Regions from separate parts of the Homo sapiens genome. Here region 2 is linked to region 1. The links are chromatin loops, found by intact Hi-C in ENCODE. Cell type or tissue: PC-9. All regions are shown on one strand. Each heading gives the region's core, and the rest is flanking DNA. Links, peaks and the distances in the headings are about the cores only.

What was found. Hi-C counts contacts between places; a loop is a spot of excess contacts. Peaks named below come from ENCODE experiments on the same cell type or tissue, not always from the same donor. Only the 100,000 strongest peaks of a DNase experiment are listed, where the experiment ranks them.
Region 2: it touches region 1 in a loop (3.0-fold over the local background); 2 of 110 quality-filtered maps call a loop at or near these places.

What each region holds. Positions count from the first base shown.
Region 1 is chr5:170,182,052-170,187,428 of GRCh38, reverse strand. No RefSeq gene overlaps it. Among named protein-coding and RNA genes, the nearest start is that of LINC01187, 14 kb to the left of the region's middle. In PC-9, for the core only: CTCF peaks have their summits at 2,963 and 3,170 (motif pointing right); no DNase peak of the experiment used is centred there.
Region 2 is chr5:170,117,717-170,123,093 of GRCh38, reverse strand. No RefSeq gene overlaps it. Among named protein-coding and RNA genes, the nearest start is that of FOXI1, 15 kb to the right of the region's middle. In PC-9, for the core only: no CTCF peak of the experiment used is centred there; DNase peaks (open chromatin) are centred at 1,583 and 2,273; H3K27ac peaks cover 2,345 bases.

The sequences.
Region 1 (5,377 bases), core at 157-5,156:
ACCCCGTCCTGAGTTAACTGCCTGTGTTACCCTTTCTCTCCTGGACCTTCAGTTTCTGTTCCTGTCAGGTGAGGGGTTGAACTAGAGTTCTCTAAGCTGCCTTCCATCTTGGACCCTCTTGGATTCTAAGTTGTGGAGCAAGAGAGAAGGGGCCTGTCTAGTTTTCCAGCATTGGAAAAATTGGGGTGATTTTTTCGAGAACAACTGACTGCTTTGAAAATTCTCGTCATGGGTAAAGGAAGTCAGCCCCTAGTTTCCAGATCAAGCCAGTGTTTTGCATCCATAGGCCTAAATCTGTAGCTATTTCCAAGCCCATTAGGGACAATAATAGAGCTCCTTATTTCCGGGTGTGCTGGCTGGTGCGACAAAGCATGTCTTTTGCTGGGAACTGGAGCGTTACGGGGGATAAATGTGTCCCAAGTCACTGGCGGAACAGGAACAGCATTTCATTTTGGAAGCCAGTAGTTAAGTTAAAACCACCTCTATGTGGGCCTATTCAACAGAAGATCCCTGGGTACCTACTGTGTGTTAGATGCCTTCCATATATTGTCATTCTCAAAAGCTCTATGATAAGGACATTGGGCCACATTTCAAGATGGAGAGATGGGCTCAGCGGGGCATGCCTTTGCACATTCCCTCAGTCAGTAAATGGCCAAGTAGGGGCCAGAATACCAGGTCCTTTCCACTGTAATAGGCCCTGGACTGGACACAGAGGCTGTAAAAATAATTCAGAGACACTTGAGTTCTTTGTGGCCAAGAAGAAAAGACAATAGTTTAATATTTACTAAAGAGAAATCCAAGAATGTCAGGACATCCATAACTTAACCATCTAATTTAACTCCCTCATTTTACTGAAGGGCAGATGGAGGTCTAGAGAGGTGATCTGACCTGCCCAGGTGACAGGTGGCTGGCCACAAAGCCAGAGCTGTTACCCAGGGCTCCTGACTTCCAGGTTAGAGCTTTTCACTGCTGCAGTGCCTAACTCCAGGGACAGAGACTGGGGGACTGTTGCCAGAACAAGGAAATGGAGAAGTAGGAACAAGGCTAATTCCAAGTCATCTGCCTCCATATTCAGAGTTCAGAGTAAAGAAAAACAGAGTTCCAGGAAACCGTCGGTGGAGACCATTTCATAACCACACTTTTAAAATAGCAAAATACCATGTTCTTTTCCTGTGACCTCCTGCAGACTCAAGGACAAATTTCAGAACAGCCATTTAGTGAGATTCTGGTTCCTTACTCCCGATCCTTGGACACCCTCACTTATTAAGACCCTAAGAGATCCTCACTCATTAAGACCCAAGTACTTCTGAGCAGAAATTCCCATTTTGGAATTTTCCCATTTTTATTCCCAGTGGCACAAAGGACTTCATTTACTATTTTGCCCCAAACACCCTTTGTTTTGAAAGTGTAATCATTAAGTTGTCTTTATTCATCAGTCACAAATTGTTTTTCTCCATTTTATCTTAAAGACAAATAGAAACTTTGGATCAGTGTGAGATGGTCAGGGAATTGATGGTTCTAATGATAGCGGCCCTTGACTGAGCCCCAACCACCTGTCAGGTGTTCTGCTGAGAAAGCACGTGACTGCACTTAGCTCATTTGACCTTCCCAACAACCCTTGGAGGTTAGTACCATTATCCTCATTCCACAAATGTAGGGACCAATGTTGAGAGAAGGCCATCTCAATAGGAAGTTGCAGGGCTGGGGCATCTGAGCCACTGAGCTATACTATACAATTTTCTTAGTCTCTGCAACTTGTTGAGGCCAAAAGAGCACTTGCAGACACATTTGGAACCTAGGGCCCTTGACTGCCTCTGAGCATCCTGAAAGAGTAGGCCTCCTCTGAGAAGCTGAGGGGGCTTAGTTGCTGTAGAGGATGAAGGTAAGATTCAGGTGGATCTCAGCCATTCTGGGAGCACTTGGCCAGGGCCCACTGGGCCCCATAACATTGTGCACAGTGACTGCTCACTAAACCAGGACCCAAGCATCCCACAAGTGGGAAGGGTGGGTTGCACGACACATGAGGCAAGATAGATGGGTTTGCATGCCAGGCAGACACCCATCTGGTCTGAACCCCAGATTCTTTTACTGAAGAGCTATGTGATCTTGGGCAAGGGTTTTCATCCTTCAAGCCTTGGCTTTCTCACCTGTCCAATGGGATCAGTACAACCTACCTCAGTGTTACTTCAGAGGATTCAATGACAGCCGACACTGTCCGATGCTTGGAAGACAGCAGGTGCATAATAATTGAGAGCTGCCATCCTTGCTACTTTCCAGGTGGTGCTCCAAGAGCCCCCTTGACTCCACACCTGAAATATTCTATGTCTGCCTCACCCAGAGTCTGTACTGCACTGAGACTAAGCTGCGACTTTAGACATCTCTTGCACCAGCATCCAGGGCCAGAGCAGCCCTCTGGGCATCACTGTTCCCCACCTCACAATCTGGGTAGTAGCTTGCCTCCTCATGCAAAGACTTGGGGCTCTGCTGTCCAGGACAGTGGTGCTGGACAGTGACCTGGAGACGCTGACAAGCAAATCAGCTGAAGGCAACAGAGAACAGAGAAAATATGGAAGAGAAGCATGGGAGAGAGATGTGGGGAGTAATCTGAACTCCGGGAGGCAGGACGCTGTGGTCAGTGAGGGACAGGGGTCTGGTGTCCTACAGACCTGGGTTGAAAGTCTGGCTGTCCTCTGCATTAATGTGTCTCTCTGGACAAGTCACCAGCTCTCTCTGAGTTTCAGTGCTCTCATGTGTAAAATGAGGATACTAATAGTTCCTCCTTCAGAAGTTTGTTTTTCGGGAAGATTTAATGAGATAATGTATGCAAAGCACAGTACCTGGCTCATAGGACGTGCTCAGTATGACAGCCATGATCATCACAATGATGATTATCTCCTACTAGTCCAGTGATCAGTCAGTTTTCTCAAAGGCTGTGTGTGGGCGGTATCATCATGCTTCCCATTTTACAGATAGGGAGGCCAAGGGGAGGGGCAGAGCCACTCGAATAGGTAGATCCTTTCGCTTGCACGTGCTGCCACCCAAGTGGGTTCTAGCTGGGCTCTGGGTGCTTGTTGGCCAGAGGTGCCATGTGCAGGAGCAGAGCCATTCCCAGCCTTTTGATCCCCTTCCCTCTGGGACTGTCCCACACTGAGAAGAAAAGCTGCAGGAGCTGACCTCTAGGGGGCAGCATGAGCTCTGGAAACTCCAGGCTGGCTGCAGGGACTGGGCTGAGCCGGCTTCAGGCGGGAAAGCAGGTGCATCCAAAAGGTGATCCAGGGAGCCTGGGTAGGGGCTGGCTGGCTGGGTCCCAGGCTGCTTGTGCTAGGAGCTGAGGCCAGGGCTGGGCTTTGAAAGAGAAGGAACCAGAGGGGCACTGAATTAGGATGCTTGGTCCCCTGCCTTGCAACCCTCTCTCCCCACTATTTCTGTTCGGCGAATAGAGGCTGAACATGGCCAGGCAACATGGGGGATTGAGTGGGACGCATTCCCAGACCTTCAGGGAGTGAGGGAGCCTGGTGCAGCCTGGGAAGTGGCAGGGTGGGGTGTCATGCTAGATGGCATCTGGCTGAAAGAGTATTTCCCAAGCCACTAAGGGCCACGCAGAGCCCAGGACAGGTCTTAGGCCTGCACTTGGGCCCCTCTGGCCTCTGCTCACCTTGGGGCCCACTGAGTGCCCTGTTTCTAGGCCCTTCCCAAGTCCCTGAGTCAGAATTGCTGTCTTTTTGACCAGAAGTCCAGAGGATTTCTGTACAGGTTCCTATCTAATAACTGTGCTGATGACAAAAAAACCTGATAGAAGGGCCAGGAGGGAATATTGGGACTATGTATTGATCAATCCTTGCTAGGCCCTGGGCTAAGTGCTCCACAGATATTGCTCTCTGCATTTTCCCCTTCCTGACAGTCCTTCACCTGCTCCTTATGACGATGGAATGCACTGGCTCAGAGAGGTGAAGTAACATGTACAAGGGCACACAGCTGCCAGACCTGAGGCAGATCAGAACCCAGGGCCATCTGGTTCTAAAGCTTGGGAGCTTTCACTCCCAAGTAACTGGGTATGGGGCTGGAGAGGGCAGCAAGGCTGGCACCTGGCCCACAGCCTAGGAAAGAAGCTCGGATACCCCTGGCCTTCAAGAGTGGTGCCTGTCACAGACCCTGCCCCTTGCATCCTGGCATTTGTTGAACACTGAAACCCGTAAAACTTAAAAAAAAAAAAAAAAACAAAACAAAACAAAACAAAAAAACCCCAAACAACAACAACAAAAAACTGGTTAGACAGAAGAGCTAAGCCTTCTGTTTTCCCCTCCACCCTGGCCTCTTCCAGAGATGGCTCAGCCCCCCTGTTCAGACCAGAGTCCACATGGCTCTTGTACCTTGAACATTTTGGCAGGAAAGGGGCTGAGAGTGGGAGGAGAAGGGCTGGGTTTGAGGATCCCTGGTAATTCTGTTTCAGACTCCTTCAGCCTGTCAGATGCTGGGCCTTCCAGTTCTGCTTCCCTTTGCCCTTGGATTTTCAACCGTAGTCTCCTTATTGGTAAAATGGGTCTCCTGCTTCTGGCTGCAATTTGCAAGGACTCTGTGAAATCATGTGGGAGAAAGGAGCTCCGGGAACCCGAATGTGCGGTATGAACATCAGTAATTACTTGGGACAACTGCTGAGTGCGTCTGGCTTTCAGAAATTGTGATCAGTTCAGGGCAATTCTCTGCACTGTCTCTGGATCCTGCTAGTCAAATTAGGCTCAATTAGTCTATTTAAATGATCCCTGTGCACGCTCTCTCTCTCTCTCTCTCCCCCCCACGCACCCCATTGTGTCTCCCCATCCTATTACCTCTCTAATCTGTCTCACTTCTTCACTATTCAAATTAGTGATTTGAATGACTAGAAGCCAGCAGTTTCTTCCCAGGCCCCGTGGACCAGAACTTGTTGAATTTTCAATCAATAGAGGCCCCTCCTTCGGGCCTCTATTGATTGAGAAAAGCCAAAGTTCTCACCGCCTTTTGTCCAGTGCTTTCACCACCTGAGATTTCAGCCGGTTCATGCAGCTTGTCTACAAGGCATCAGTGTGCTCTCCAGCTTGCAGAGAGAGGAGAGAAGGAAAGAAGCCTTATGAGCTTCCCTCAGAGTTGCAGACAAGCAAATTGTTTCTTTTGGTTAAAGGTGCCATTTAGCCAGAATGTTGATGGATTAGTAACAGGGAGAAAAAAAGACAGCACCATTAATAACACTGACCATTCCTGAGGAGGGGTGGCCCTCCAGTGCTATCTACTTGCCCTGACACCAGACACCTCTCATTTTTAAAACTGCTCTGGTCTTCCCACACAAGATATCATCAGCATATGGCTCAACCCACAGCAGCAGCTGTGAGATGGCGATGGCTTT
Region 2 (5,377 bases), core at 74-5,073, 64 kb after region 1:
ATCCAAACTCATATATTCATTCTCCACTTCCAATCTAATATTAAATCATATAGATTATGTCTCAACAATATTTTTCTATTTGTTCCTTATTTTCTATTACCATTGTCGTTATCTTAGCTCAGGCTCTCTTATTTCATTAATTAAGCATTTCTTTATTATGCATTAAGTTATTAATTCAACAAACATGTATTATTCACCTAGTAGGTACTAGGTATTAGCAGCTGGGAATACCAGCAGTAATCAAGATGAAACCTTATGTTGGGTATAGTCTTCTCACCCAAGTCACTGAAAAGCCTTTAAATAGGTCCTTTATGTATTTTCTGTCTCTAGCCATTCCAAAAAAGTATAGCTAGATAATTTGTAAATTCAATGTCATGTTAATTATGATCAGTTGCTTGTGTTCCTTTCTGTATAGGTCCTTTATGTATTTTCTGTCTCTAGCCATTCCAAAAGTATAGCTAGATAATTAAATACCATACATTAAAAACACTATTACAAAATTAATGTTATTTAATGCTTCATTATAGCTTGAGATAACCTAACAGTGTGGTCATAGTCTTCCTTCTAAGGTTATCTCACATTATTTTCTTAATTTTCCTACATTTTAAATAAATGCATCTGCTAGGTATACATCACCATGATCCCCGGCCTTTCCTTCAGTAGTTATGTTGCTTTTCTTCTTCTTCTTTTTTATTTCAATAAGTTTTGGGGAACAGGTGTTTGGTCACACAGATAAGTTCTGTAGTGGTAATTTCTGAGATTTTGGTATACCCATCACCTGGGCAGTGTACACTTTAGGTAAGGTTAAATCCTCCTTGGGTGATCTGGATTTTCAGGTTCCCCAGTGAGGATGTGTGTTCGGAGGTGGGCTTTCGCCCCTCACACTTCAGGCACTCACCGTTTTTCAGCTATCTCATGGCTTTTGCAGTGAGATAACTGAAAAAGGTCTGTGTATTCTTTTCATTTTCCAGGTATGCTCCTGCAGTAATTGGAGCAAAAGTTTACGACATGAGTCTCCACATGCTGTTCTGCCTGTCCAAGTGGGAGCTGCTAGTCAGTCCTACCTCCCATGCCCATTTTTTTCTCTCTGGGTCTGGTACTTTCTCTCCAGCAACAGAGTTGCCCCAAATTCAGTCACTCAAGCTTTGCTTTTGCCGAGCAGTTTCTATTGGTTTGTTTGCTTTAACCATAGTCACATCTTACCTGCACTATCATTCATTTACTATTACTCATTTAAGTCAGCTCTTTTTTTCTAAAGTAAATTTATTTGAAAAGGAAACTTTATGTCATGACTTTAAAAAGTAAACCAGCCTCACTTGCTATATAGAAAAGATAATCGTAAAAATAAATGCAAACTATTCTTCAGTTATTGTTGGATACTATTTCCTGCAAAGGGCTTGAAACCTTTGTGGAAAAGGGAGATTGGCAGGTATTAGGGGGTGCTGATGACATGTGTGCATCAAACTGGACTTTTCTCTTTGGATGAAAAGAGAAAGCCTGAACCCAGTTAGAAAAGAACAACTTTCTTCTCTGAGTCAGTGTTGTCTAATACTTTATCCACGAGTCACCTAAAATCATCTGTGTATGTCAGTGCCGTGTGCCCCACATGCTTGGAAACTCGGCCGTATCTCATTTTGTCTTCACAGCTGCTTGATTAACCCGTAGGGAGGGTCTGAATACCTCTTATTTTAGACATGAGAAACCCAAGGCCTCTCGGACACTCACCCAACAGCGTGGTAGTAGCCAGGGTTTGAATTGGGAAAGTCACTCTCCAAAATATGTGATCTTTTCATTGTCTGCTATGTCCTGTTTCCCCTAGAAGTCCAGTTTTTGGGACTTGTGCATGGAAGAGCTGCATTCAAGAACTTCCTCTCAGTTCTGTTGGCCCTAAGTTCATCCAATGTTTCTTTTTGCACTAGTTCTTTCTCTCCAGCATAGCCACATGCTGTAACCTGAATGGTGTCCACTCCCCCACCACCTTGGCTCATTCATCTGTTAAAGCTCTAGCCCCAGTGTGACCATGTTTGGAGACAAGGCTTCTGGGGGGTAATTAAGATTAAATGAGGTAATAAGGATGTCCTCCTAATCCCATAGCATTGGTGGCCTTGTAAGAAGAAGAACTCTCTCTCTCTCTCTCTCTCAGCCATGTAAGGACATAGCAAGAAGTCTGCTGTCTTCATGCCAGGAAAAGATGCCTCACCAGAAACTGACCATTCTGGATCCTGATCTTGGATTTCCAGCTTCCAGAGCTGTAAGAATATACATTTCTGTTGTTAGGCAATCTGGTCTGTGGTATTTTATTATGGCAGTCCAAGCTGACTAACATACCAAATTTGGGGAGTTTTTAAGTCTACGTGAGCACTGACTTGCCCTCACTGGCACTCCATGACATTGGAGACAGCTTACAGAACTACACCTCATCCCCAAACCTGCTGCGTCACTAACATAAGGCCTCAATTCTGTGTCTGTCATCTGGGGAAGGGAGATATTGCCTGTCCTCATTTACTTCTCAGGGTTCCTTGGGGCATCAAAATATGACCACAGGCATAAAACAGATGGTCAAAGCTAAAGGAAGCCCGGCTTTCACTTTATTCTGCTGTTTCCTCTTCCAGTCAAGTCCATAAGTGCCAGGACTGCATTAAATAGTGATAGGGTCAGCACTCAAACACAGGGCATTTGACTTCCAGTCCAATGCTCTCTCCAAGGCACCAAAAGAAAGGAAGAGCCACTGGAGACAGCGACATGTGCCCACGCACAGTGGCTCGCGCCTGTAGTCCCAGCACTTTGGGAGGCCAAGGCGGGCAGATCATGAGGTCAGGAGTTAGAGCCCAGCCTGCCCAATATGGTGAAACCCTGTCTCTACTAAAACTACAAAAATTACCAGGGCGTGGTGGCAGGTGCCTGTAATCCCAGCTACTTGGGAGGCTGAAGTAGGAGAATTGCTTGAACCCAGGAGGCGGAGGTTGCAGTCAGCTGAGATCGTGCCACTGCACTCCAGCCTGGGTGACAGAGTGAGACTCTGTCTCAAAAAAAAAGAAAAAAAAAAGAGAAAGTGACATATGACTAGTTTGTTTGTGGTAGCTGAAGAAAGATCATCTATGTACTAACTTACCCTCCATACATTAAATAACGCATGGTATATTTTCACATATCTAAGACATTTGACATCCTGTTTGGTGTCTTTCTCCCTGTCCTCTCTCTGAGCAGTGCATCATTGATACCGCTTCGATTAGTTCTGCTAAATCTCTTTCATTCCTTTTAAATAGCTACATAGTCTTTCATCAGAATTATTATAAACCATGTCATGGTTTATTTATTCCATTTTGTTCATGGTAGACATTCAAGTTATTCCTGCATTTCACTAATATAAACTTTGCACTAATATAAATGTATCTGTGAGGCACATTCTTGTACATACATCTTGGTATGCCCAGCCTCAAAATTAAACTTGTAGTAGAGAGATCCTTAAGTCAAAAGAGATAGACATTAGACATTTCCATGGTCATTACTGAATCGCCCTTAAGATCATTTTGCCTTGTTCTTCATCCGAGAATATATGAGACAAGGGTACCTATTCCCTCCTATCCTTGACAGTTCTAGGCTTTGCTGATGTGTCAGTGGAAAGGATATAATATCATCTTGGTCTATTTTCTTTGATCATTAGTGAGACTAGGCTTCTTTACATGTGTCTATTATCTATTTGCATATCTTTGTTGGTGAAAATAGATTTGCCCATTTTCGACTGGGAAAGTCTTTGTCTTACTAATTTGCTAGAGATCTTCCTACAATACAGTTATTAAATTTTTGACATGTATGCGGTAACATTTCTCTCCCTTTGTGTTTACTTTCCTACTCTGTTGATGGAGGCTTTGCCGTACAGAAACAACTCATTTGTATGTAGTTGACTTTGTGAATTATTCTTTCATACTTCCTGCCCCAGTTGTAATGCAAAGAAGGGGCTTCCATCTCAGCTAGCTTCTAGGAACTCAGATTGCCCCTGAGGGCAGGAGGGGTGAGGCACCAGCCTTTCAATGTCATCAGTGTGACTCTCAGTTTTGTTACCCACCTGCTCGCAACCTTTGCAACGCTCCCTGATGCCTTGGGAAGAAGAAATGAGCTTCTCTCTGGGATTTCAGGCTACTTTGCTTCCTGCACTTACTTAACTCCTGCCATCTTGAATCACTTGCATTTCTCTCTCATCTCCAGGCATTTGTGCATACTCTACCTCTGCCTGCATTATTCAGCCCCTCACAGACCTCTCTCAGGTGTCACTCCAAGGAGCCTTCCTTGCCCCCTCACCTGTGACAGGTGCCTCCTTTGTGCTGACCCATCAGAGCGCATGCCACAGGGAGCCATGCTAAGATGTTTACTTGTCTGTTTATCTAACAGGCTATCAGCTCCTGGAGAATGGGACCATTTTTGTCTCACCAGTATACAGTGTCTCTAACTCCTAACACAGTGCTGGGTACATCATAGACTTCTGATGAACAAATGAATACTTGAATGAGTTTTCAACCCACCTATTATCAACGTCCTCCAGCCAAGGGCTACTTGGGACACCCCTGTTGTTAAACAAGTTGGGTTGGTCCCTCACTGCAGTGATGGGGAACATGTAACATAAAGAACAGTGAGCATTTCAGTATAAGGGTATCAGAGAGGACTTTAAAAATGTGGGCTTATGTTAGGTGTTTGGAGGACAGCTTAAGGAAGAAGGGCTTTGCTTGGATTGAATGCTGTTGGGAAGTGAAGAAAATTCTAGAATTGGGCACCACAATAAATCATATTTGGAAGGAGGGAAGCATGGAGTGAGGCTAAATCTGGAACAGGCAAAAAAGCAGCAGCCCCTCATATTAGCTAGGACTGGGGCCATGTGGTCATATTGCAGCTTGAGGAGTGCTTATGTTTTCATCTGTGTTCACACATGATTGTGGAGTGGTCTTGATTTTGTCTTGATCCATGTTGATGCTCTGAGAAATTGTTCATGTCCAACAGACCAAAGGCCTAGCTGTGAGGGCCCAGCTGGCCCCTGGATTTCTCCCCAGCTGTTCACTGGGTCACCCATTCAGTCCCCATCAGCACCTCTACCTTCCCCCACCGCCATTCCCTGCCATCACCTCCACCCATCTTCTGCTCCTGCCCACATTCAAACCTGCTCCCCAGAGGGGGTCTGTTGAACACTCTCCATGGGCAGTGTTGAAGTACAAAACCCCCAGGCCCCTTGGGAAGCTGGCACATTTGTACCTGATTGTATGTCTGGCATTAACAATGAGACTCTGGCCTAGGCCTCTTCACTTTGTGAGATTCAGTTTCCTCGCCTTTGAAGTCATGGCCTGAGTTCCAGATTCCAGGAAGCCATTTTGCTTCACTCCTGAGGGAT